Linked DNA regions of Homo sapiens: regions 1, 2, 4, 5, 6 and 7 are each linked to region 3. A link is a contact called in ENCODE Hi-C or POLR2A ChIA-PET data. All regions are on one chromosome and are shown on one strand. Each heading gives the region's core, a stretch centred on a gene start or an enhancer-like site at or near the end of the contact. The rest is flanking DNA. Distances are from core to core; before and after follow the strand shown.

Region 1 (3,117 bases), core at 315-2,814, 6.7 Mb after region 3:
ACAAAAAACCCAGTTAATAGGGTTGCTAAAAAGCAAAAAAGAAAAGGCAAAAACTGTTCCTGAACCTTCTGGCTCTTCCTGGATCTACCATTACCAGTGGAAGAATTCTGAATAATTCTTACTGAGATTGAAAGAGACACAAAGAATGAGTTGTGCCCTCTAGTTCTTAAAACCTTGTTTAATTCTACATCCCACGGTGTATGAAAATAAGCTTGCTCCTACAGAAAAGAGGTAATATAGAATGATACATAATCAGTACACTAGTAGTACCATATATAATCAGGGTAATATCAAAGGCCTAAAAAATTGATTATAAAAATAAATTCTCTCACCTGATCACAATTTTCTTCTACTTTGCTACAAACTTATTTTCTGGTAATAGGCCCTTTTGGCATTAGATGCAACAGAATCGATGAGTCAATTTAAATCGTTTTTTTTCCCAGTCTCTAAGCGAATGGTTGCATAAAGTCGTCTCCTTCACTAAAAGGGGAGTGTATGTAGGAACGTGATCATAAATTTTTCTTTTGGGGTGAAAGTATTTTGGAACTAGATAGAGGTGATGGTTGCACGACACTGTGAATGTCTTAAATGGCACTGAATTGTACCCTTTAAAAGGACTAATTTTATGTTATGTGGATTTTCCTTCCACTAAAAAACTGAACGGTGCGGCCGGAACACTGAGCTCAGTGAATTCTCTAAGTAATCAATGGTTGCACTCTGGTGCCCTCTGAGTGTTTGACCTTTCACCCAGAAAAGGCTGTAAACTCACTCTGGGAAATCATCTTTTGTCCTAAGAGCCTAGGCTTGCTAGAGGCACAGAGGGAGTTTCAAAGGCCTCAATCACCCAGGACACCGGCAAGTAACGCTTTGCGCGCCGCGGCCGTGACCTCGGCAGGAGCCGGGGGCTTTGTTGTCGCTGTGCTCGCCCTCTGCGAACGCTGTCGCCCCGACACAGCGGTCCTTCGGACAGCCTGGTCCCTCCCCACCCCACGCACCTCCAGGCTAGGACTCCGGGCCACCACCGGGAACCCCCGCCACCGGGCACGTTCAGCCTCTGCTTAACCGGAACGGCCGAACAGCGCAGGCCGGCAGGAGTGTGGAGGCGATCGGCCCCCGGGGACGCCCACCCCCGGGATCCCCTCCGGCCCGCACGCGGTTGCCGCGCGGCCTGACGGGAAACGTAGTTTCCGGGGCCAAGAGAGCAGCCCCGCCCGGGACTTGTTTATCGTTGCAAAGAGGGGCCGGAGGCGAAGGAGGCGGCGAGGCTGTGCGGCGGGTCGGAGCGACGCCGAGGTCTGACGTGTCCGCGTCCCTGCGGCCCCACTCCCGGCCGCCGTGACCTCCCCTTGCACGGGGCGGACACGAGCAATGTCACGGGCCCCGCCGCGCGCCGCGAGCACTCACCAGGGTGAGGGCTGCCCGGGTGGGCTGCAGCTTCCTCTTGCTCACAGCCCGGACAGTTGCCCGGACTAAGGAAGCCGACATCTTCGCCGTCCCGGCGCCCCGGTGCCTCGGGCCGAAGGTCGGCCGCCTCAGCTTCTCTCCATGGACACGGCGGGCGCATTGACGCCACAAGCTTCGGCGCACGGCGCCCTCAGTCCTAGCCCCGCCCCCCGCCGCCACCATTGGGTGAGTTGCATGAGTGACGAGCCGGGGGCGGGGCAAGCCGCTCGGGGCGGGGTTTTGCCGCTCAACGCCGGGGGTCTAGCAGCTGGGTTGCGCACGGTCTCCGGCAGTGGGGTTACCACGCTGCAGGGCGCAGGGCCCGGGAGGAATGTCTTCACCGCCGAGGACGGAGTCGGCGTGACGTCGGGGAGCGGGCGGGAGGGGGCGAGGAATGACCTCAGACCTGCTGACTCCGGATGCACGTAGCTTCACCACCTGCCCCCGGGGCAAGGTGCAGCGTCACCCCCTGCTTTAATACTCACCGTGACAAACACCATCATAGGCGGTGACACTTAAGGACGCATAAGTCAACCCTGCACTGGGAGCTTATGCTCTCAAATGCAGAGTGATCGTTCCGATGCCCAGACATCTACATCCATTTTCATTCTTCTTTTGTGGTCCAATTAGGCTGTTCTTAAGAGCATGGCGTTACCGCAGAGTTGTATAATCGCCACCCTCCACCCTTCTCCCCAGCGTGCTGTACTGCTGGGGATGCTGAAGGGTGGTGACTAATGCAGTTTTCATTCTGGTGCTGAACTGGGAACCAACCCTACTTGAAAATGTGACTGGGCAGCAGTGTGAATAGTCACATTTATAGCGAGCAACAATTACTCGATTTAAAACGTGTTGTCAGACCTTGTCCTGGCTGCTCAGGGGCTTAATTCTGCCTTTTGATGCAGTATTCCTGAGCACCAGACACTGCACAGGCGCGGTACCCAGGCATACACAGGAAGCCAGGTAAAGAGGGGCCAGGGAAGAATGAGATACTGGCAGGACAGGGCTAGCAGATGAAGAGAGGAGGACATCAAGACAGGTGGCATTTGTCATTGAAGTGCTAGAAGTGAAGGAAAAAGGGCAGGAGGGGTCTATGAAGCAGTCCTGGGGAGGACAGATTCGCAGTGTTTGAATGTGGGAAGAACTAATCAGTGAAACATTTTTTAAAGCCAAGTTTATCTTCGATCTCCTGCAGTTTCTGAAAGGATAGTTCAAAATTCCATCAAGTAGTTCTGACTTCCTGCTACAGAAATGCAATCGCATTGACAATAAGAGGACGCTTTTTTTTTTCCCCTAAGCCTTATCTGCACATAAACTGGGGGCCGGGCGCGTGGCTCACGCCTGTAATCCCAGCACTTTGGGAGGCCGAGGCGGGGAGATCACCTGAGGTCAGGAGTTCGAGACCAGGTTGGCCAACATGGTGAGACCCCATCTCTGCTAAAAATACAAAAATTAGCCGGGTGTGGTGGTGCACACCTGTTATCCTAGCTACTCAGGAGGCTGAGGCAGGAGAATCGCTTGAACCTGGGAGGCGGAGGTTGCAGTGAGCTGAGATCGTGCCACTGCACTCCCAGCCTGGGCAACGGAGTGAGACTCTGTCTCAAAAAAAAAAAGAAAGAACGGAAGATAGGAAGAGAGAGACAGACAGACAGATAGAAAGAAGAAAGAAAGAGAGAG
Region 2 (3,188 bases), core at 356-2,855, 7.7 Mb before region 3:
TACCTTAGAGTTCGAAAACAAATAAGATTAAAGCCCAACCATCTAAAGAAAAAGAACCCTACGACAGCCCCACCGGAATACACAAATCGCCAAGCCCCGTGCAGATTCAATCTAAAATCGCGCCCGACAGAGATATAAGGACATTCAGGAGAAAGCTTTTAGGCACCCGCGAATCTCTCAGTGCGCCAGTGAGGGGAATGGGAACCTGACCCCATCTTTTCATCCACTGAGAGAAAAGCAAAGGAAATGAAATGGAACCCTTCTCTTCACCGAGGAGGACCAAAGACCTTCTTAGAGTGTCGGTCGGTCCTCCCTCCCCCACCCCCTGACTCCGGCCGCTCCACGGACCGCAGGGACTGTCCTACCGCTCCCCTTCACGCAACCATCAGAGAATCCTCTCAAAAACACAGACCCGATGAGGAGTGGCTTCCCCGCCTTTCCCCTGTGCCGAGAAGGGATCCCGGTCGCCAACAACAAAGACGCTTCCCGCTCCCCTCCCCCCGCCGGCCCGGGCTCGTCCCTCCCGCGCTGCGGCTCCCGGCCTAGCGCCCCCTCCCCGAGCCGGGCTGCGGCGTCCCCAAACCCCGAGGCCGCACGCACCTGCACCTGAGCGGCCCGGGCCGAAGCGCCGGGCAGAAGGGGTCGAGAGAGAACCGCAGCCGACGCGCTGTCCTCCACAAGGCGAGATCCGCGCTCCGGGCGCCGTCCGACTCTCTCCGCCTGCAGACTGGCCCGACAGAGGAGCGGGGACCAGGGCTACAGCCCCCGGCGCCGGGGCGAAGAAGGACGGCGGCGCCCCAGGGGCCCCGCTCACGCTCCCGAGTCTCGCCTCGCGCCGGCCCTGCTCCTCCACAAGAGCTCGCGTTCTGCTGACTAACGGCCCCGGTGCGGGGCGCTGGAGCGGCCGCCGCTGCCCGTCGGTTGCTCTCGGGCCTCACGTCCCGCGCGGCCGTGGTCGCAGCCGCCGCCGCCACCGCCTCCCTTTCTGGCACTGCAGACGCCACCCAGACCTAGCCAGGTCTTCCTTCTCTTTAATCCTGCTTTCTTTGCTCCTCCTCAGCCTGCCAAGCGCGAGGCTCGTTCCGGTAGCGGGAGGAAGACTGGAGGGGAACGGAGGGGACGAGCACAATCCCCACTGAGCCAGGAGTTGGCCACTGACTGGAGGAAGGTGCCAAAGCTGACCCCGGCTCCAGCCTACTAGCGGGCGGGGGGAGAGACGGAGCCCAGCCTTGCCTCACTTCCACCAATCAGAGGCCGCCCGGCAGGGTGGGAGGCGCTCTGAGCTCAAGGAGAGGCTGAGCTCGCTCAGCAGGAGGCGGGGATTGCGGAAAAGAAGAACCAATAGGAACAAAGGTTCCCCGCCCCTTTGATTTGATGGACTACACATTCGGGCCAATGGGGGAATTCTCATTTCGAAGAAAGTGGGACTTGTTCTCCGGGTTTGAGAAAGAGGCTGCGCGGAGCCGGAGGGGTCGAGGCTGCGCCGCGTGGAGTGGCTTGGCTTAACAGCAGGGAGGGCAGAGCGATGCTCTTTGACCTCCCAGAAGAGTCACGTGGGCTGACCCAGAGCCGGGGCGGAAAGGCTGCGTTTGTTTCTTCCGGGTCATTGACAGAAGCGTCAATTCCTGGGAGTAGTTCGTTGGTTTTCTTTCCCCTCATCCTTTTGCCTGCTCCCGGCGAGGGGTGGCTTTGATTTCGGCGATGAGCTCCCAGAAAGGCAACGTGGCTCGTTCCAGACCTCAGAAGCACCAGAATACGTTTAGCTTCAAAAATGACAAGTTCGATAAAAGTGTGCAGACCAAGGTAGGAACCTGCCTGTTGCACCGTCTTTGACTCCAGGAAGGAATGGCTCACTGGAGAGGGGAGAGAGGAAATGAGAGGAGTCGGCTGGGGCGAGTGTGGACCGCAGCCCAGAGTTAGTCTTGGCTGCAGTGCAACTCTTTCTAAAATGTTATTCTCACGCCCTTTCTTTGACCTGGACATGTTGTCTCCTGGTAAATATTTGATGGTCAGCACACTTAACTAATTGCACAGAGTGAACAGGACCCTAATGAAATCTAAGGTGCAGATGGGGCAGTTACGTCGTTCAGCGTTCCCATCTGGATCACATTAGCAGAGGGAAACGAGGATTGTGGCATGAGTGGCTTTTTCAAATTTTACACCAAGTTTATGCAGCTACGATTTTTTTTTCCAAAAACCCCAAGCCCATAGAGGAAATGTGAATGATTAAGCTGTCTTAGGCTGTCCTCACTAGTATTGTGTGAAATTTCTGTTTTGTAACAATTGTTTTGAAGATAAAAATATTTGGTTAATGTAAAAATACTTGTTTTGCTGTTTATCTTTAGCAGGACTTCTGTAAAGTCCTGCTAAAAAATTCAGACTGTCTAGATAGCCAGAGGACTTGGGTTGTATATAAGTACTAATTTGCAGGCCGGGCGCCGTGGCTCAAAGTGCTGTAATCCCAGCACTTTGGGAGGCCGAAGCGGGTGGATCACCTGAGGTCAGGAGTTCGAGAACGACCTGGTCAACATGGCGAAACTCCATCTGTACTAAAAATACAAAAATTAGCCGGGCGTGGTGGCGGGCGCTTGTAATCTCAGCACTTTGGGAGGCCGAGGTGGTGGGCGGATCACCTGAGGTCAGAAGTTCGAGAACGACCTGGCCAACATGGCGAAACTCCCAATCTGCTAAAAATACAAAAATTAGCCGACGTGGTGACGGGTGCCGGTAATCCCAGCTACTCGGGAGGCTGAGGCAGGGGAATCGCTTGAACCCTGGAGGCGGTGGTTGCAGTGAGCTGAGATCACATCACTGCACTCCTGGGCGACAGAGCAAGACTCCGTCTCAAAAAACAAAAACAAAAAACTACTAATTTGCTCTTTGCTGTGAATCTCTCTCCCTGTCTCCATAGCTGTATGGAGAGAAAATCATTGACAACAGGGGCATATTAGGGGCCAGCATCACTCAGATAAACCTAATATTCACAAAAGTTATGGAGCTCAAATTTACTAGGTGTGCGGCTTGAGTGAGTTGTATAATATTTAATTTCTCTGAGCCTTACTTTGGTCTCAAATGCAAATTTGTCAGGATTGTTGGGAGGCGAAACTATATGATTATGCATAAATGGCCTAGGTCATAGTAAGTGTTCAATAAGTGATTAATTTCCCGACATTGATTGGGAAAGCAAA
Region 3 (3,213 bases), core at 215-2,714:
TCAGCCATGGCTGCCCCTTTCTCTCCTCCTCCAGCATCTGCCCCTGGGGCCACCCCCACCTTTCCGCCATCTCTCGGGCCCGCGTGGCACCCTGCTCTGTTTTTAACGGGGATAAACTTGACTTGCTTCTCCAAAGAGCGGGAAAAAGAGGCGCAGTCTTGGTACTGATCTGGGGGAGGGAACGTCCCAGGGCGCGCAGGGGCGTTTTCTACCCGTGCCCCGTCGGCCTGCTCTGTTCAGTACCGACCGTGTTCGGGGTTCACGTGGCCCAGTCGGCAAAGTTTCTTTGGAGGTCCAGCGTCTCTGATTCCCGGATCTTCAGCCCCACCCGGAGCCCCCACGGTTACTGCCCCCCGCGACCCCCGATGGAGCGTCGGGATGCGCTTTCTCTCCGAGTGCCTCCGGGGGTGGAGGGAGGGAGGCCTGTTTCGGAACTAAATGGCAATCACAGCCCCCGCGGGGCTTGGAGGGACGAGCTCCCCGCCCACCCCGCGGCCCCGGCCCCAGCCAGCATCTCGCGACTCCATTTCTGGCTCTAAACAAGAACGGGGACCGAGTCGCGTTCACACGGAAAATTATGCCGGCTCCAGCGGCGCGTAAAATTGATGTGAACCGAACGAAGTAAGATCAGCGTGATCCTCCCCCTCTTGTCTCAACAGGGGTTTCGGCGCGTTACACAAGGCCGAGCTTGTCTCTTTAAGGAGACATTGGACCCTAATTAGTCCGCATTCCTGGCGCGGCTGCGGAGCGAGGGGCCGAAGGTGTCTGGGTTGGGAGACGGGTGGGCGGGAGGACGAGACTCGGAAGAAGATCTTTTGACCAGCCCCCAGGCTCACCGCTCCCTCCACCCTCTTTATTTTGCCGCCACCACCACCACCACCACCAACACCTAATTCTGAAGATGCAGCCAGGGCAGCAGCAACAGCAGCAGCCGCCGATTCTCCCAGCCCCACGTTACTTTGATTGACAGCTGAACAAATGTTTTCCCGGTTCGAACGCTCGCGCTAAGGAACGTCAGCCAAGGCGAAGCTCCGCCTTGGGCGGGCCATCTCCGCCCCGCCTCCGCCAACCTCATTCCTCTTCGTTAATTGGTCGGAGCTACAGGCGACGCCCGGCCCCCACGTGGGTTTCAGCTGGGTTGGCTCCTCCCCGCTGGCTTGCCATTTGTCAGCAGTGAAATGATGGGCACTAACACAGAACGGCGATTAATGTTCAGCCACCTCTGATTGGTTGGTGGAGACGCCTACCGCAACGGGGGTGGGCGGGGCGCTTGGAGAGCTCGCCAGAGCGCTCGCATGGCGGGCCGGTGATTGTAGTCAATCTGGCCGTATTCTCAGGCAGGGTCGCCCGGGGCGGACTACATCTCCCGGGATGCTGCGCGGCCGCCCCGCGGAAGATTGTGAATATGTATCAGAATGTTAATGATTAGCTGCTGCTAAATTTGGTCAAAGAAGTCACCTACACAGAGCGTGTTGTTAGAGCTGTGCTGAGCGGGTGTTTGGGTTGTTGGCTGCTTTCTTCCCCCTTTCTCACACACTTGTATATTATTTTGAGGTGGTGTTCGCAGAGTTTGAAAGGAGAGAGAATTAAAAAAAAAAGCCGCAAGCGTTTCACTCTTTTATTTTTATAATCCCCTTCAATTTGGGGTTAAAAAAAAGACAAGAAAACAGGAAGGAAGAGAAATAAGGAAATGAGATGTGGTAAAAGAAGCTAAAAGGTGCCTTTTAAAAGATCGTTGCTGTGAAGTGAAAAAAATCTCCAGAGAAACCAAAAAGCACCGCCGAGACCTCTTCCGAACCAAAGGAGTTTGTGTTTGCTTTTAGGGAAGAAGAAAGATCATTCATTCGGAGGAATAACAACCAATTAAAAGACAAATAAAAAAAGTTTGGAGTGGGACGCAGAGCGAGCGAGAGGAGCTGCCGGCGGGCGGTGGGGCGCGGAGCCCGCACTTTCCCGGCCGGGTGAGCGGCGGCCGCGGCGCCGGGCTCGGCGGGTGCGCCTCGGCGGAGCGAACGTCGGAGCGTTGCCTTGGGAGACGCGCGCCGGACAATGCCCGCGGCGGGCCAGTGACGCCCGCGGGGAATGCGGAGCGGCCCGGCAGCCGGCACCCAGCCGCCGCCGCGCGTTCCTGCCGCCCGTGTCACGCGAGACCCGGCGGGGGCCGGGACCGCCCGAGCCGCCCCTCAGACCGAGCCGGCCGCCTCCGCTGCCGCGGCCGCCTCCTCTTCGGGGTCATTAAAGCCAATGAGCCGCGCGCCTCTGCCGAGCGCAGCCAACTAAATCGGCTTGGATGATTCGCGACCTGAGCAAGATGTACCCGCAGACCAGACACCCAGTGAGTGCGGGCGGCGGGGCGCGGGCTCGCCGGGTGCTGGGGGATTCCCCGCGTCGCCCCCTGCGCACCGAGTTGTGTCTTTTGGCCGGAGGGGCGTGGAGAGCCGCCCGAAATCGGCGCCCCGCGCCGGGAGCAGCCCGCCCGCCATCACCCCCACCCCCCGGCGCGGTGGCCCTCGGAGGGGGTGCGGAGAGGCAATTGAGTTGTAGCCATTTTCTTATTGTTGTCTTTGAAGCCCCTGGAAGCCGCGCCGAGCCGTTTGCGGTCCCCGCGCCGCGACTCCTCGAGGGGGGGTGGCGAGCGATGAAGGAGGCGCGACTCCGCGCCCGGGCGGGGAGGGCGCCCTCGGCAGCGGCGCTGCTGGGCTGGCTGCGGTTTGGAAGTGCGGGGCGCCGGCCCCTCGCGCCGCGGGCCGCCGGGGCGAGCGGGCGAACGAACGAGCCGAGAGGGTGGCGGCCGCCTCCCTCCTCCCCCGGCCTGACCGCAGCCCGACGCCATGGCGCGGGTCCCCCCGACGGGCCAGTTTCGATTCCGGGTGAGGAGGGAGTGGGCGCGGCGCGCGGGTCCCTGGGTGCCTGTCTTTGGCCGGGGAGGGGAGACGGGACTCGAACCCTCGGGGTCCGGGGCGCGGGGGCCTGCGGGCGGGAGTATGCGGGGCCCCAGGACCACCTCGAAACCAGCCTCTGCCTGGGCTGTTGGGCGCGAGGAGGGTTGCGGGAGGAGAGTTTTAATCTCTCTTTGCTTGCGTGCGCGATGACCCTCACCCCCCGCTAACGCCGCATAGTAGGTTTTCTCCGTCTCCCTGCTTCGCCTGTGATGTGGGCTAATTAAATATTTTATTGTTGTTCTTCAGGCACCGCATCAGCCTGCTCAACCCT
Region 4 (3,255 bases), core at 572-3,071, 7.9 Mb after region 3:
AAAATTAGCCGGGCATAGTCACATGCCTGTAATCCCAGCTACTGGGTAGCCTGAGGCAGGAGAATCGCTTGAACCCGGGAGGCGGAGGCGGAGTTTGCAGTGAGCCAAGATTTCACAACTGCACTCCAGTCTGGGCCACAAGAGCGAAAACCCGTCTCAAAAAAAAAAAAAAGACTAGGATTTGACATAAGGCCTGAGGGGTATTCTTTTGTTTTGTTTTGCCTTGTTTTCAAGAGGCCAAAATCTTCACAGTTGAAAATTTCTGTTGAACCACAGAGATTTGAACCAACTCAGTTTAGAAAGCCTGGGGATTTGAACAACGGTATGGATCGGAAATCTCTTCATCTGTCAGTTTTCATCATTCTAGGCAGTAAAATAGATTTCCCTTTAGGAGCTTTTCACCGTTTGGGGTTCTCCAGCAGTGGGATGTGGGGAATCAACCCTTCTTCGTCTCCACCCAAACATTAGGTGGGAGCAAGGGGTGGGAAGTAGAGAAAGTGGATAGAGGTCTCCAGTGGATATGGGATCTTTGTGTAGACCAGCACAGTCCTCAGAAATCTCATGCAAGCAACATAGGTACTGTTATATTTTCTAGTGGCCACCTTTTAAAAAGTAAACAGGTGAGGCCGGGCGCGGTGGCTCACGCCTGTAATCCCAGCACTTTGGGAGGCCCAGGCGGGCGGATCACGAGGTCAAGAGATGGAGACCATCCTGGTCGACACGGTGAAACCCCGTCTCTACTAAAAATACAAAAATTAGCTGGGCATGGTGACGCGCGACTGTAGTCCTAGCTACTGGGGAGGCCGAGGCAGGAGAATCACTTGAACCCTGGAGGTGGAGGTTGCCACGCTCCACTACACTCCAGCCTGGCGACAGAGTGAGACTCCGTCTCAAAAAAAAGAAAGTAAACAGGTGAAATTAATTTTAATAATATATTTTGTTTAACCCAACGTATCCAAAATACTATCATTTGAAAGTGTAATGAATATAAAAATATTCATGAGATATTTTTCATTCTCATATCCATACTGTCTTGGACTCTAATGTGTATTTTACACTTACAGCACAATTAATTTGGGACTAGCTACATTTCAGCTCAACAATAGCCAATAGCATATGGGATAGCGCAAATAAACTCTGCGTCTCTGTTGCTTCTTTGGGTCTCGGAGACCTCAACCCTTTCTTCAGATTGCAAACCTTCTTGCCTTCAAGCCTCGGCTCCAACACCAGTCCGGCAGAGGAACCCAGTCTAATGAGGTACGCTCCCTTCCTGCCATTCTCTATTCCATTAACCTGTTTCGTGGTAAACGTAGGACTGATCCTCCAAAATTACCTTATTAATTAGCTTACATATTTATTATCTATCTGTCCCACCAGAATGCAGGTTTCCGGAAGGCAGGGATTTAAAAAAATCTGTTTTGTTCTATGTGATTTTCCCATACCAAGCACCGTGCCCGGCACAAGCTGGGATCCCAGTACACATCTCGGGACGGAAGAACCGTGTTTCCCTAGAACCCAGTCAGAGGGCAGCTTAGCAATGTGTCACAGGTGGGGCGCCCGCGTTCCGGGCGGACGCACTGGCTCCCCGGCCGGCGTGGGTGTGGGGCGAGTGGGTGTGTGCGGGGTGTGCGCGGTAGAGCGCGCCAGCGAGCCCGGAGCGCGGAGCTGGGAGGAGCAGCGAGCGCCGCGCAGAACCCGCAGCGCCGGCCTGGCAGGGCAGCTCGGAGGTGGGTGGGCCGCGCCGCCAGCCCGCTTGCAGGGTCCCCATTGGCCGCCTGCCGGCCGCCCTCCGCCCAAAAGGCGGCAAGGAGCCGAGAGGCTGCTTCGGAGTGTGAGGAGGACAGCCGGACCGAGCCAACGCCGGGGACTTTGTTCCCTCCGCGGAGGGGACTCGGCAACTCGCAGCGGCAGGGTCTGGGGCCGGCGCCTGGGAGGGATCTGCGCCCCCCACTCACTCCCTAGCTGTGTTCCCGCCGCCGCCCCGGCTAGTCTCCGGCGCTGGCGCCTATGGTCGGCCTCCGACAGCGCTCCGGAGGGACCGGGGGAGCTCCCAGGCGCCCGGGTGAGTAGCCAGGCGCGGCTCCCCGGTCCCCCCGACCCCCGGCGCCAGCTTTTGCTTTCCCAGCCAGGGCGCGGTGGGGTTTGTCCGGGCAGTGCCTCGAGCAACTGGGAAGGCCAAGGCGGAGGGAAACTTGGCTTCGGGGAGAAGTGCGATCGCAGCCGGGAGGCTTCCCCAGCCCCGCGGGCCGGGTGAGAACAGGTGGCGCCGGCCCGACCAGGCGCTTTGTGTCGGGGCGCGAGGATCTGGAGCGAACTGCTGCGCCTCGGTGGGCCGCTCCCTTCCCTCCCTTGCTCCCCCGGGCGGCCGCACGCCGGGTCGGCCGGGTAACGGAGAGGGAGTCGCCAGGAATGTGGCTCTGGGGACTGCCTCGCTCGGGGAAGGGGAGAGGGTGGCCACGGTGTTAGGAGAGGCGCGGGAGCCGAGAGGTGGCGCGGGGGTGCCACCGTTGCCGCAGGCTGGAGAGAGATTGCTCCCAGTGAGGCGCGTACCGTCTGGGCGAGGGCTTCATTCTTCCGCGGCGTCCCTGGAGGTGGGAAAGCTGGGTGGGCATGTGTGCAGAGAAAGGGGAGGCGGGGAGGCCAGTCACTTCCGGAGCCGGTTCTGATCCCAACAGACCGCCCAGCGTTTGGGGACGCCGACCTCGGGGTGCCGTGGTGCCCGGCCCCACGCGCGCGCGGGGCTGAGGGGTCGGGGGCGTCCCTGGCCGCCCAGCTTTAACAAAGGGTGCTCCTCTCCACCCCGCGAGGAGGGGCAGCTCCGGAGACCCGGTCTTCAGCGAGCGGGGTCTTAGCGCCGGGGAGGTCTACTTCCTTTTGGGGTTGCCATTTTACTATTATTATTGCCTTTTTTTTTTCTTCAAAAGGACTGGAGACTGATGCATGAGGGGGCTACGGAGGCGCAGGAGCGGTGGTGATGGTCTGGGAAGCGGAGCTGAAGTGCCCTGGGCTTTGGTGAGGCGTGACAGTTTATCATGACCGTGTTCAGGCAGGAAAACGTGGATGATTACTACGACACCGGCGAGGAACTTGGCAGGTAAAGGGGGTACCAGAAGCGTACCCTCCTGGATTGTGGAAATGCATAACGATGGGGCCATTGGGTGGTAAACAAATGCAGTTTGAATCAGGCGTCTCCCTCGCCCTTTCTGGAGATGCGCAAATCATAGAGAAAAGAGTTACTAACCCAGCGGTAAACCG
Region 5 (3,655 bases), core at 492-2,991, 7.2 Mb before region 3:
CACCTGGGAATGGAGACCTGAGTTCAAGTCTCTAGTCTGCCACTAAGTCAGTGACCTTGGGCAAGTCCTTACTTTCCAGATTTCAGTTCCCTCTTTGCCAAATGGAGTAGAATTGACTTTTAAAGGCTCCTTTTCAGGGCCTGGGAGATAGAAAACAGGAGACAACTACAAAGAATCCTTAATTTTTTAGGGGGGTGTGGGGAAACATTTTAACAAAAAACTTCAAAGATAAAATTGCAGTATTTTCACCAACTGAGTTCTGAAAGCCTACTCTTTAAAAAAAATCCTAAAAATAAGGAATAAAATACATTCGTTTATGTTTTTAGAAGTCTGTATCTAAATCCCAGGTTTAAGAACGGGGATGTGTGACCTATATGTTCCTTTATCTTGGTATCTCCTTAGATGCTATCCCTTAGGAGACACTCAATCAATAAAGATAATCCGACCCTTCCCCGAAAACACACCTCCACGGAGTGCGTGGAAAGCGAGCAAAAAATTTCACATTCATCAGCCTAAATGCACCAAACAAAGGAGGTGTTCCATTTCCTCCATGAAAACGGATCTCAGGATAAAAACGCAGCGACGTCGAGAAGCCCAAAAGACGACGCCGAGAACCCCCGGCCCCATGTTCCAATGGATTTTGGAACAAGTTCGGGTCCCACTGATACCCCATCCCCCTCTAAGCAAAGGCCTCACTCAATAAAGCCCAACAGGGCCCTCTCCGAAAACCACTGAGTCATGCAGAACAGCAGCTCAGCAGGCCCGGCCAGCCCTTCGCCTGCAGGCCCCACGCGGATCCCCGACCCCCGACCCCCGACCCCGAACGGCTCCTCTTAGGGGAGAGCTAGGGGGGGCTGCAACGGGCAGGGGGCGCGGCCGCCGCCTCGGCCTCTTTGTTTCTCTGGGTCGTGGTGCCCACGCCGGGCGCCGCCGCGGAGGCGAGCGGCCTAGAGGCCGGCCCCGCAGAGGCGGCACGCCGTGCATTGTTTCCCGACCGTGCTGTGGAGCGAGCCAGGGACGCCGGGAGCCAGGTCTCGGGCCACGACGACAGGATGACGCCTCCGTCTTTGTGCTTCCTGGGCTGGCGGGCGGGCTCCCCTCCCCCGGACGCCGCCATCCGCGGCCTGCTCCGGCTTCGCCATTGGCCCGCGGCGCCCCGGTCCCTTCACTCCCGCCCCCGGCCCGGCAACAAGGAGCCCGGCTCCCACCCGCAGCCCCGTATCACTCACCCTGCAGGGTCCCAAATGCGAAAGCCGGGTTCGCGCGCGAAGCCGGCACGATGAGGCCGGGCCGAGGCCTCCGGGAAGGCTGAGCCGGGCGCCCTGGTGCCGCCGCCGCGGGCCGGGAGCGGGTCGGAGCAGCAGGCGGAGGTGGCGCCGCCGCCGCCGCGGGGTCTTCCTTTGTTCCTGCAGCAGCGTCGAGCGTGGCCGGGACACGCCGGAGCTCGGGAAGTGGGAGGAGGGAAGCGAGGGGGGGCCGAGGAGGAGGTGGAGGGAGGACCGGCGGCCGCAGCGGCTAACGCTGCTCGAGGCGCTCGCCTGTCGTCGCCTCACGCCTCCACAGGCCGCAGGTTGGGCGGACGAGGAGGGCGAGCGGACCGCGCGCCGCGAGGCCTGGGGCCGTAAGGGCCCGCTGATGGCGCTCTTCGCCGCTCCTGCCACCGCCGGGGAAGCTGCGCGGCTCCCGGGAGCGAGCGAGCCCGCGTAGGAGATGCACACAGCTCCGCGTCCCGGCCGACTAACGCACTCGCCGCCCGGCGCCCGGGCTGTGAGGGAAAAGAGGGGGAGGGGGCGGGACCCGTGCGTCAGCGAAAACCCCGGCGGCGGCGGCGGCGGCGGGGAGCGCGGTGACGTCGCGGGCCCAAGGCCACGCCCCCGGTGCCCTGTCAGTAGGTCCAGGAGGCGGGGCCGAGACGGGTTGCTGTGCCTTCTCGCGGAGCCCAGCCACTGGCCTGGCAGTCGGCCCCTAGGGTGGAGCTGGGAAGAGCGAGTCCTGTGGAGGATGCGTTTCTATTTTTAACCCAATTGTCCGCCCTCAGCCTCCCTCCTTCGGATTTTCTCATTCAAACCCGTTTTTCGCCATCCTAGTTCTCACGCTTTGTCTCCAGCCCTGGGCAGACATTCCCTCCCCCAAGAATCGTAAGGATTCACCCCCAGAAAAGGAAAAGAATTGCCTTATGGCTTCGAGGTCTTTTCTGTTTATGAAACCTCCTCACTCCCCACACCCATTTTGAGCTCCGAAGTCCAGCCCGAGCGTGGCCCTGACGCAGCTGGCGGCGTGCGTTCGCTCGCCCAAGGTCACGGGTGGTTGTGCGGAGTGAGGAAACGCGCGGCCGCCCAGGGCTGCCAATGCCCCGGCGGCGCTGTTCTGAACAAACTGTTTTGGCCAGCCTGTGAAATCCCTGGAAATTGACGATTCCAGCAAAGCGTCGTGAACTGGGAAAGCACCAAATGTTCTACTCAAAAGCCGCGAAGGGACAAAACAAGCTAGACCCGAGGCCCAGATGAAGCGGGAGGAGGAGGCTTGCGAGAGGAAGTTCAAGGGGGGAGGTACTAGGCGGGCAGTTCAGGCACGAGGCACAGGTCCCCCATGGGTGAAAGGATGACTTTACCCGGAACACTGGGAACCTTTTCAGAGCACAAACAAAAAACATTTTCAACTGACCGCTCCAAGTGAATTTCAGTTCAACTCAAAATAACAAAATTACTAAGTCGGAAAGGACTTCTGAAATTTTCTAGTAAACAACGGTCTAACGAATACATAGAAATGATGTTTAGGGTTTATATTAGCCACATATAGAATGGAGAAGAGGTCCCTTCAGTGTTTCTCAAAGTTGGTAATCAGAAAAAAAATCACCTGGGGTGATTAAAGATTCCTACGCATCTCCCCTGGATATGGTTTTGGTTGTTCCGGGGTGGGAGCGGGGGTGGGGGGGGGCCCATATTGCGCTTCAGGTGGTCCTTATTTATAATCTGTATTTGGGGGAATGCTATACTGATAGCTTGAGCCACCACTGCCAAATCAAACAGTTCTCCGCCACAGTTAGCAAAGTACCTGGAGCATAACAACCTTTTGTTTTGTTTTTTAACAAATTCGGGTTTATTACTGTGATCAATTAATGTATTAGAGATTTAAGTAGTTTGGGTCACTGGTCCCACGACCACTGCAATTTATTTCCTTAAATTAGCAGATGAATTAGTAAAAAAAAAAAAAAAATAGCAGCTACCATTTACAGGCCATTTTCAGTGCCAACTATTTTCCATTTAGGGTCTCATTTTATCCTCACAGCAATTCACTGAGATAGGTACTATTATCATGTCCCTTTCTACAGATAAAGAAACAATGACTAAAAAGGCTTGCCCAGGGCACTGAAGGGCAGGGAGGCAATGGAGGTGATTATTATTGAGAACAAAAATAACTTGAATTTTAACTTGAATTTTTTTCTTTCTCTAGAATTGGAGTTATAGTGAGTGAAACAAGATAATTCCTGAAGAAGCATACTTTAAAAAAAGTCTAAGGGTAATGAGGCAAGCTCATTATTGAATAGTGTATTCCATAATATTATGTCACCTTCTGATAATTCATCTTCTCTATCACCCATTTATAATTTTCTCTGAGACTGTTTCAATCAAGAATGTTGCAGGTATTGGACCTA
Region 6 (3,290 bases), core at 213-2,712, 6.8 Mb after region 3:
GTAGATTGGGTTTTTAAATGCATATGGATTGCTGGAAACAGCACATGGTCCTTTTCTGGGGGTATTCCCATAGTTCCCTGGTGTTATCTTCTTTTTTTGAAGGCCCTTTTCCATTTTACTGCCATGGCCTTTAGCATGGTCATCTATTATTAAATAATCTTGTTGGGGGTGACCCCTTCTGAAGTCATCATCATCCATAGTCCCCCGGTCTTTAGTGCGCTTCACGAAATAAGGTTTTGCTGTATCTCCCATGGTCTTTGACTTCAATTTTCTTACTTTGCACCTGAAAGAAGGTATTTTGGGGAAATATCAAACTATATAACAAGATATCATACAAGTATACAAAATAACAATTTATCGTACAGATGCCCCAAAGCCTGTAAGAAAGAAACTCCCTATTTTTTTAAAATAAAAATTCTATCACATTCTTAATAATCAGTGCTTTACCCTAGAGGTTGGGAGGCTTGGTCCTCTAATATTCTTCATGAAAATTAATACTTACTATTTAGCATGAAGATTAAATGTGTGAATAAGAGAAGCTCTATAGGTTCCAGAACTGTAGCATAGTAGAATATTACTCATATCAAGTATGGTCGGCTTTTCCCTCTGTAACAAGGCGTTTCTCTTCAAAGAAAACCTCATCCCAAGCCAATATTATTACTAAACTACCGAAACAGTCTTTTGTTTTTTAAGTTGGCAATTACTTGTAAGTGTTATACACCGAAACTTTACGTGAAAGGAGTACTACATTTCTCAACTCCAATTTTCCGTCCCTTCACCACCCCTATTCTGGACAGACCGGCTTTGAGCGCTTAGGTTACGGAGGGGCTGGGCTTCCGACCAAGGTGCAGCTGTAATTAAAGAGGCTGGGTTTCCGATCAAGGGACAACTCCATCTAACCTCCTCAATCCCCGTTCTCCAACCCCAAACAAGTTTGGTTTTGTCAGGAACAGCAATTCCCTGAGGAATGACACTCCTCTTCAATCCCCATCTGACCGCTCCACCACCGATCTGCCTTAGTTTCCACCCTTTTGAGCCCGACGTGGAGAAAGAGGAGGCGTCCCTGCACTCCTGGCCAAGAAGCCACCGTGGGGACCAGGAAGCAGGAAGTGACCTGCTGTCTCCATGGGGTTCCAGGGTTCCCCCGGCCGGCCAGGGGGCCAGAGCCGAATGTCTTGACCCAAATCCCGTCTTCTGCGCCCGCAGTCTGACAAAAAGTGAAAACACGGACTCGAACCCGAGGGCTCAGCCTCTGCCGGCCTGGGGGTTCCTCGGTCACCCAAACTGGTGCGAGGAGGCCGGCGGGGGATGGAACCAACGTACCTCCGGGGCCAGGCCGGACAGCTACTCTGGAGTCCAGGAAACCAACTGGAGAATCAGCCCGGAGGCGAGTCTGGCAGGGACGTTGGGAGAAGGCGCCCAAGAGCACTCACCACCTTCGCCGCGGTCCCCAGCCTCTTCCTGTCCCGGCCGGGCTCCCTCTCCGTGTTTTCCTTCGGCCCCACTTCCGGCGCTCAGCGCTGTCTCATTGTGCGCGATTGGGAGCCGACTGTGCCCCCGCCCTAGCGCTCCGCCGCGCACACCGGAAACGAGCGACGCGCCCCGCCCCGCGGTGCCCCGCCCACGCTCCGACCCCGCCTCCCGCGCCTTTGCCAGCCTGGCCTCTCCTGTCCGGCGCCCCAGCGCACTCGCTCCAGGTGTCGGGCGCCGGGTCTGGCCACCGGGCGCAACCGTCGGAGCGGGCTAATTACTGGCTCGCCGGATAGCCGGTTCGCCGGCGCTTGGGGGCCAGGCCCGAACTTCTTACCAGAGCGGCGCCCGCCCCTTTTCTCTCCCGGCTTCGACGCTCCTCTGGTTCCCCTCTCTGCTCGGGAGGCTAAGTGCTCGGGAGAGGCGCGGGAGCCAAGACTTATGCACCCGGAGAGGGACGCGGAGCCAGCGGTCGGGCAAAGCCGCATTCCCCGCGCTTGGGGCCTCGGCTTTGCCCCTGGGTGCTCCCCGGTTACTTCCAGGGGGAGTAAAGGCTCCGAGGCCTCGTAGCGCTCTTGGTGTTTTTCTGATAATTCGTAGTGATTAATGTTTTCGTGAATTCTTAATTGCCGACCTTGTAGAAATGCCAGCATTTAAACATCCACTGCTCACCCAGATCTCAAAGTGGTCAAGGAAAATGCTCTGCTTTTTTCTTAGGTTGTGTAAGGATTACTTTTACTTGGAAAAAAAAAAAATCAGTTCATTTCGAAGAATATGTGTAATGGCAAGGGATGACCAGAGAGCGTTACATTCGAATTTTTGAGTTGAAGAGTGCACACCTCGAACTCGGGGTTGCTTTTTCTTTCTTTACTGTATGACCTTCCTTGCTGTTTACAGTGTTCTAAATGCTTTGAAAAACATCAAGCAACTAGTGAAATTAGGGAGCGTTGGGAAAATCGACAGTTTTCATTTCTCTGCTTTTTTAAAGCATGTAAATTGAAAGCTGTCAGGTCCTGTGGAGCAATGGTCTTAAAATAATAACACACAAAGTTCTGGCTATGCCAATAACTGTTTTGAAGGCTTTACAAATATTAACTCCTTTGTTTTATATTTTTGTAGAGACAGGGGTCTCCTATGTTGCCCAGGCTGCTCTCCAATTCCTGACCTCAAGCCATCCGCCCAACTTGGCCTCCCAAAGTGTTGGGATTACAGGGGTGGTCCACCATACCCAGCCTTAACTTCTTTAATCCTCACAGCTTCATGAAGACTATATCATTATCCCACTTTTAAAGATGAGGACATTTAGCACTTGCAGTGAAGTAAATGGCACTGCTGCAATCCAGACCCTGAATATGAGGCTGTTATTAACCATGTGGCTATACTAAAAGTGATATAAAACACATTCCTACAACTTTTATATAATTCCTTACTTAGATATTTTGATTGTGAAAATACGTGAGGATCAAACTGATAGTCTCTTCAACAGGCAGACAGTGGCCTTGAAAATATAGTCCAAAAGGGAGTGTGGAGATGCATGATTACATTAATTCTGAGACAGCAGCGTCACCACGCCCCACCCAAACCAGTAATTCCTGTGCAAAAGAACTGGTTTAGAAATCTGCCTCCACCTAGAGTTCTAGAGTAGCAGCAGAGGATACATACTTTTAAGGATTTTTTTTTTTTTTTTGAGATGGAGTGCCACTCTGTTGCCCAGGCTGGAGTGCAGTGGCATGATCTCCGCTGGCTGCAACCTTTGCCTCCACCTAGAGTTCTAGAGCAGCAGCAGAGGATACATCTTTCTAAGGATTTAATTTTTTTTT
Region 7 (3,207 bases), core at 459-2,958, 6.8 Mb after region 3:
ATTTAATCCTATCCTAAATTCCTATCTCTCTTAGATCAAGGTGAAAGGAAAACTTCAAAGACTTTCACACATTCCTACTTGGGTGTGCTGGAAAGAGTTATTTATCAACTAAGGGTTGACTTTGTTCTCTTGCTCTTTTTTCTACCAGGACAGTAGTCTGGTAGAGATACCCTCTCATGGCTCTGAATTCTCTCAGTACCACAGGCACGAAGAGAACTACCTTTAGGTTACTAGGATACACAGCATGCAATAATCCCTTATGCCAGGATAGTTTTCTAAGTGAGTTATTCTACTTCAGTCTTTATTCCCACGGCCTGGTAGACAGAAGTCCCTGCTTAATCTCACCTTATTCAGTATAAGGAAAAAATTCTCTTTAAATGTATTTTTTGATGTGTACTCATTGTTAAGAACTCCTTAAATGATGAGAGAAACTTGTGTGCATTAAGAAAAGTAGTTACAATAGCCAATGTGTCAAAGTAAGCTTTTCACTAAGGGGTCTTTCTATAAAATGGGAGTTTTTCTACACATAAAAGTGTATCAAGGTAATACCAAGGGATTACAAACAAGGTTTCTAAGAGGATGAGCTAATATCATGTTGACTCTTTCAGATGGTCTCTTCTTAAATCTTACTTGAACAAATCAACTCAACATTAATTTATCCAGAAAGAAAGAGTGATCACATGAATTCTAATTCATCTTTAAAATAATGTCAAAATATTATTCAAGAGATGACTACTAGGTTCTGCATCTTGTGGTACAGGTAGCAATTTCAATGTTTATATATTTTTTTGTTTTACAGGTTATGGGGAGAAATAGATTAGAAACAGAAAGTAAGTTACAGTGAACCAAATGCTTCCCACAGTCTGTCTGTCTGGAGGTGATATGTAAATTCAAGTATCAATTTAGAAAACTGTACCCAAAGAAAGAATGTACCAAATGGTAAATTTACAGGGTCAGTCTCTTGTTCGTCTCAGGACCATACATATTTCAAAAATTAAGAGATTTTGCAGTCTAGAAAGGTAATAATATCCCTAAGCAGGTTATAGGGCAACATACTGAAATCAAACACATTAGTATTTCAGCAGTGAAAGGTATGAATATTCACATGAGTAGAATAAATAAATCCATGTCAGTTCTGGTTAGGTGTCTAGATTTTGAAATTATGCAAAATTTAATTGTGGACCTGTAATAAAATCTGTTCAGATATATAAGCAAAAAAAATGTTTTATACCCATGATCCTAGATATACAGGCAAAAGGGGTTCTTTCCTCTGCTGAAGAAAGAAAATGGCCATCAGGGCAAACACATAAGGTGGCAGACCTCCTTCTTCAGGGCGATCTATACTGCAAAGCTACAAACAAGAGAAAAGAAAGTTAAGCATTCTTTTTGTATGAATTTGTCATTTACACGATTTGGCCTAAAACCTGTAACCTCATTCTTGTTTACTACATGATTTACGGTAATTCTTCAGCTGAAAATAGCAGTTACAAAATATACAACTTCCTTATACTTTTGCAGCAACCACATATTGTGGTTTTAAGTGATAGTTTCAATTTTGAATATTTAATCCTGTTAACCATACTCACTTGTGGATGGCCCTAAAATATTATTTCCTATTTTATTTTTTGATATCCATGGTCAATTCATTCATTTGTTTAGAATACATGTTAATGAATTAAAAACGATTGTTCAGTTACACATTAAGCCAGTTCAATGGTCCTCTTACCCTAACCCATAGCGTCTTGCATATGCATGCTTTGGTCACAAAGATTGGCGTGGGGAGAGAACGTGGACAAACTCATCACCACTAATGGAAATAACAACTAAAAGGGCATGTTCTACTTAGTGATGAAGCAGGCGGTGGTTTTCAAAGGATAGCATATTATAATTATAATTTAGCCAGTGAAGAGTGGGAAATCCGTTGTTCATTCAGGATCCAAGAAACGGGAAGTATCTATTGTTATTGATATACCTGAATCAGTAAAGCTTTTGATTTTCTCTAAAAGCACATACATGGAATCTCTTTTTTTTTTTTTTTTTTTGAGACAGAGTCTTGCTCTGTCACCCAGGGTGGAGTGCAGTGGCACGATCTTGGCTTACTGCAACCTGTACCTCCCAGGTTCAAGCGACAGAATCTCAATTTTATAATCATGACTCAACCTCACATTTTGGGGGAACGTTAAATCTTCTACTGTTTGAGTATTTTAATTGAAATATATTTAAAACATTATGGAAATGTAAACAAGATCAGAGAGTATCTTCTATTTTTTGCCGTCTCTGTGTATGTTATTGGACATGATATGAGAAGCTTTATCTCAACGTTCCTGTGCCTAACAACCACTGTGGTAAACTAGTTAAAATGTAAATTCCTGGGCCTTATCCTCTGAGATTTAACTCACAAATCTGATTTTTAATAAGCCCTATAAATCATTTTGATCTTTTGAGCAATACCGTTAAAGTGAAACAGAAACACTGAATCTTCCGTCTGTACGTTTCTGTTGCAAAATTCAGATGTCTTTCTCTTTTGATGTCTATAAATTTGCATTTAAACACTGAAGATTAAATTAAGTAAAAATCAAAGCATACTGCTTATACATATGTAGAATGTATTCATGCATAAAGACCTCAAGCCTACCTTTGCCCAGTACCTAAATGCAATCACCAAAGGAACCAGCTTTGGTTCTAGTTTTCCAAGGGCAGTTAAATGCTTTGTTGTCAGACAAGCATTTTCATTTCCTGCGCTCACTTTACACAGAAGACCACTGGTGAGAGGTGGGGGAGGAGGATGGGAAAGAAAAAAAGAAAAAAGTGTTACACAGGTCTCAAAGTGTCTTTTATGCCAACAACTAATATACATGCATAATAAATACTTCAAAAATAAAAAGCTTAAAAGTGAAAAAAACTACATCTTTATGAGTAATTTAATAAATTTTCTTTACAAAAAAGATATCGTGGCTATTTTCTGAGTAAACTTTATTTTTCGGATTAATAATTTTGTTTTCAAATATTATTTTTTGGGGGGAAATGCAAATAAGGAAAATATTATCAAATGTTTCGGGCCAGGCATGGTGGCTCACGCCTGTAATCCCAGCACTTTGGGAGGCCAAGGCGGGCAGATCATGAGGTCAGGAGATCGAGACCATCCTGGGTGAAACCCTGACTCTACTAAAAATATAAAAAATTAGCCAGGCGTGGTGGTGGGCACCT

Evidence for each region. Hi-C counts contacts between places; a loop is a spot of excess contacts on that map. ChIA-PET counts read pairs that join two places held with the same protein, here RNA polymerase II (POLR2A). Pooled maps may share reads with other maps.
Region 1: a loop to region 3 is called in a map of naive thymus-derived CD4-positive, alpha-beta T cell, with 29 times the contacts of the local background. The contact joins the promoter of ISCA1 here to the promoter of TLE4 in region 3. A Hi-C loop is called at or near these places in 1 of 168 maps with a recorded cell type or tissue (naive thymus-derived CD4-positive, alpha-beta T cell) and 10 of 50 pooled maps. POLR2A ChIA-PET finds 5 or more read pairs at or near these places in 2 of 52 experiments (CD4-positive, alpha-beta T cell and T-cell).
Region 2: a map of OCI-LY7 shows a loop between it and region 3 (10-fold over the local background). The contact joins the promoter of C9orf85 here to the promoter of TLE4 in region 3. A Hi-C loop is called at or near these places in 2 of 168 maps with a recorded cell type or tissue (OCI-LY7 and naive thymus-derived CD4-positive, alpha-beta T cell) and 10 of 50 pooled maps. POLR2A ChIA-PET finds 5 or more read pairs at or near these places in 1 of 52 experiments (activated CD4-positive, alpha-beta T cell).
Region 4: a map with no recorded cell type shows a loop between it and region 3 (13-fold over the local background). The contact joins the promoter of DAPK1 here to the promoter of TLE4 in region 3. A Hi-C loop is called at or near these places in 2 of 37 single-sample maps with no recorded cell type and 2 of 50 pooled maps.
Region 5: a loop to region 3 is called in a map of CD8-positive, alpha-beta T cell, with 20 times the contacts of the local background. The contact joins the promoter of ZFAND5 here to the promoter of TLE4 in region 3. A Hi-C loop is called at or near these places in 3 of 168 maps with a recorded cell type or tissue (CD4-positive, alpha-beta memory T cell, CD8-positive, alpha-beta T cell and ascending aorta) and 10 of 50 pooled maps. POLR2A ChIA-PET finds 5 or more read pairs at or near these places in 4 of 52 experiments (CD4-positive, alpha-beta T cell, CD4-positive, alpha-beta memory T cell, CD8-positive, alpha-beta memory T cell and 1 more).
Region 6: a map of B cell shows a loop between it and region 3 (37-fold over the local background). The contact joins the promoter of TUT7 here to the promoter of TLE4 in region 3. A Hi-C loop is called at or near these places in 1 of 168 maps with a recorded cell type or tissue (B cell), 7 of 37 single-sample maps with no recorded cell type and 13 of 50 pooled maps.
Region 7: a map with no recorded cell type shows a loop between it and region 3 (8-fold over the local background). The contact joins the enhancer-like site here to the promoter of TLE4 in region 3. A Hi-C loop is called at or near these places in 1 of 37 single-sample maps with no recorded cell type and 3 of 50 pooled maps. POLR2A ChIA-PET finds 5 or more read pairs at or near these places in 2 of 52 experiments (GM12878 and activated T-cell).

Annotation. Positions count from the first base shown.
Region 1 is chr9:86,280,974-86,284,090 of GRCh38, forward strand. ISCA1 (iron-sulfur cluster assembly 1) reads right to left here and starts at 1,565. Exons shown (of 4, transcript NM_030940.4): 1 at 1,405-1,565. The coding sequence starts at 1,485. LOC124902194 (a long non-coding RNA gene) reads right to left here and starts at 1,108. Exons shown (of 2, transcript XR_007061634.1): 1 at 996-1,108; 2 at 1-480. RefSeq lists a silencer at 946-1,245 and enhancers at 1,416-1,565, 1,686-1,965.
Region 2 is chr9:71,910,034-71,913,221 of GRCh38, forward strand. C9orf85 (chromosome 9 open reading frame 85) reads left to right here and starts at 1,606. Exons shown (of 4, transcript NM_182505.5): 1 at 1,606-1,803. The coding sequence starts at 1,702. ABHD17B (abhydrolase domain containing 17B, depalmitoylase) reads right to left here and starts at 1,160. Exons shown (of 4, transcript NM_001025780.3): 1 at 601-1,160. RefSeq lists a silencer at 684-923 and enhancers at 1,374-1,683, 1,754-1,803, 1,814-1,873.
Region 3 is chr9:79,570,501-79,573,713 of GRCh38, forward strand. TLE4 (TLE family member 4, transcriptional corepressor) reads left to right here and starts at 1,465. Exons shown (of 20, transcript NM_007005.6): 1 at 1,465-2,335; 2 at 3,189-3,213. The coding sequence starts at 2,291. RefSeq lists enhancers at 1,347-1,476, 1,487-1,536, 1,577-1,666, 2,394-3,006 and silencers at 1,897-2,016, 2,077-2,236, 2,347-2,816, 2,837-3,076.
Region 4 is chr9:87,496,046-87,499,300 of GRCh38, forward strand. It overlaps DAPK1 (death associated protein kinase 1), which reads left to right and starts at 1,822. Exons shown (of 26, transcript NM_004938.4): 1 at 1,822-2,062; 2 at 2,925-3,094. The coding sequence starts at 3,033. RefSeq lists silencers at 1,471-1,530, 1,551-1,900, 2,271-2,460, 2,671-2,780 and an enhancer at 2,171-2,928.
Region 5 is chr9:72,363,467-72,367,121 of GRCh38, forward strand. It overlaps ZFAND5 (zinc finger AN1-type containing 5), which reads right to left and starts at 1,742. Exons shown (of 7, transcript NM_001102420.3): 1 at 1,230-1,742; 2 at 4-140. RefSeq lists enhancers at 745-1,448, 1,449-2,153 and silencers at 761-1,590, 1,601-1,980.
Region 6 is chr9:86,352,948-86,356,237 of GRCh38, forward strand. TUT7 (terminal uridylyl transferase 7) reads right to left here and starts at 1,463. Exons shown (of 27, transcript NM_024617.4): 1 at 1,324-1,463; 2 at 1-283. The coding sequence starts at 252. RefSeq lists an enhancer at 1,312-1,521 and a silencer at 1,542-1,721.
Region 7 is chr9:86,336,188-86,339,394 of GRCh38, forward strand. It overlaps TUT7 (terminal uridylyl transferase 7), which reads right to left. Exons shown (of 27, transcript NM_024617.4): 9 at 2,636-2,762; 10 at 1,232-1,351. Among named protein-coding and RNA genes, the nearest start is that of TUT7, 17 kb to the right of the region's middle. Within about 2 kb of position 1,709, at least 5 of the 41 ENCODE cell types and tissues checked have a DNase peak (open chromatin) inside an H3K27ac peak, as active enhancers do.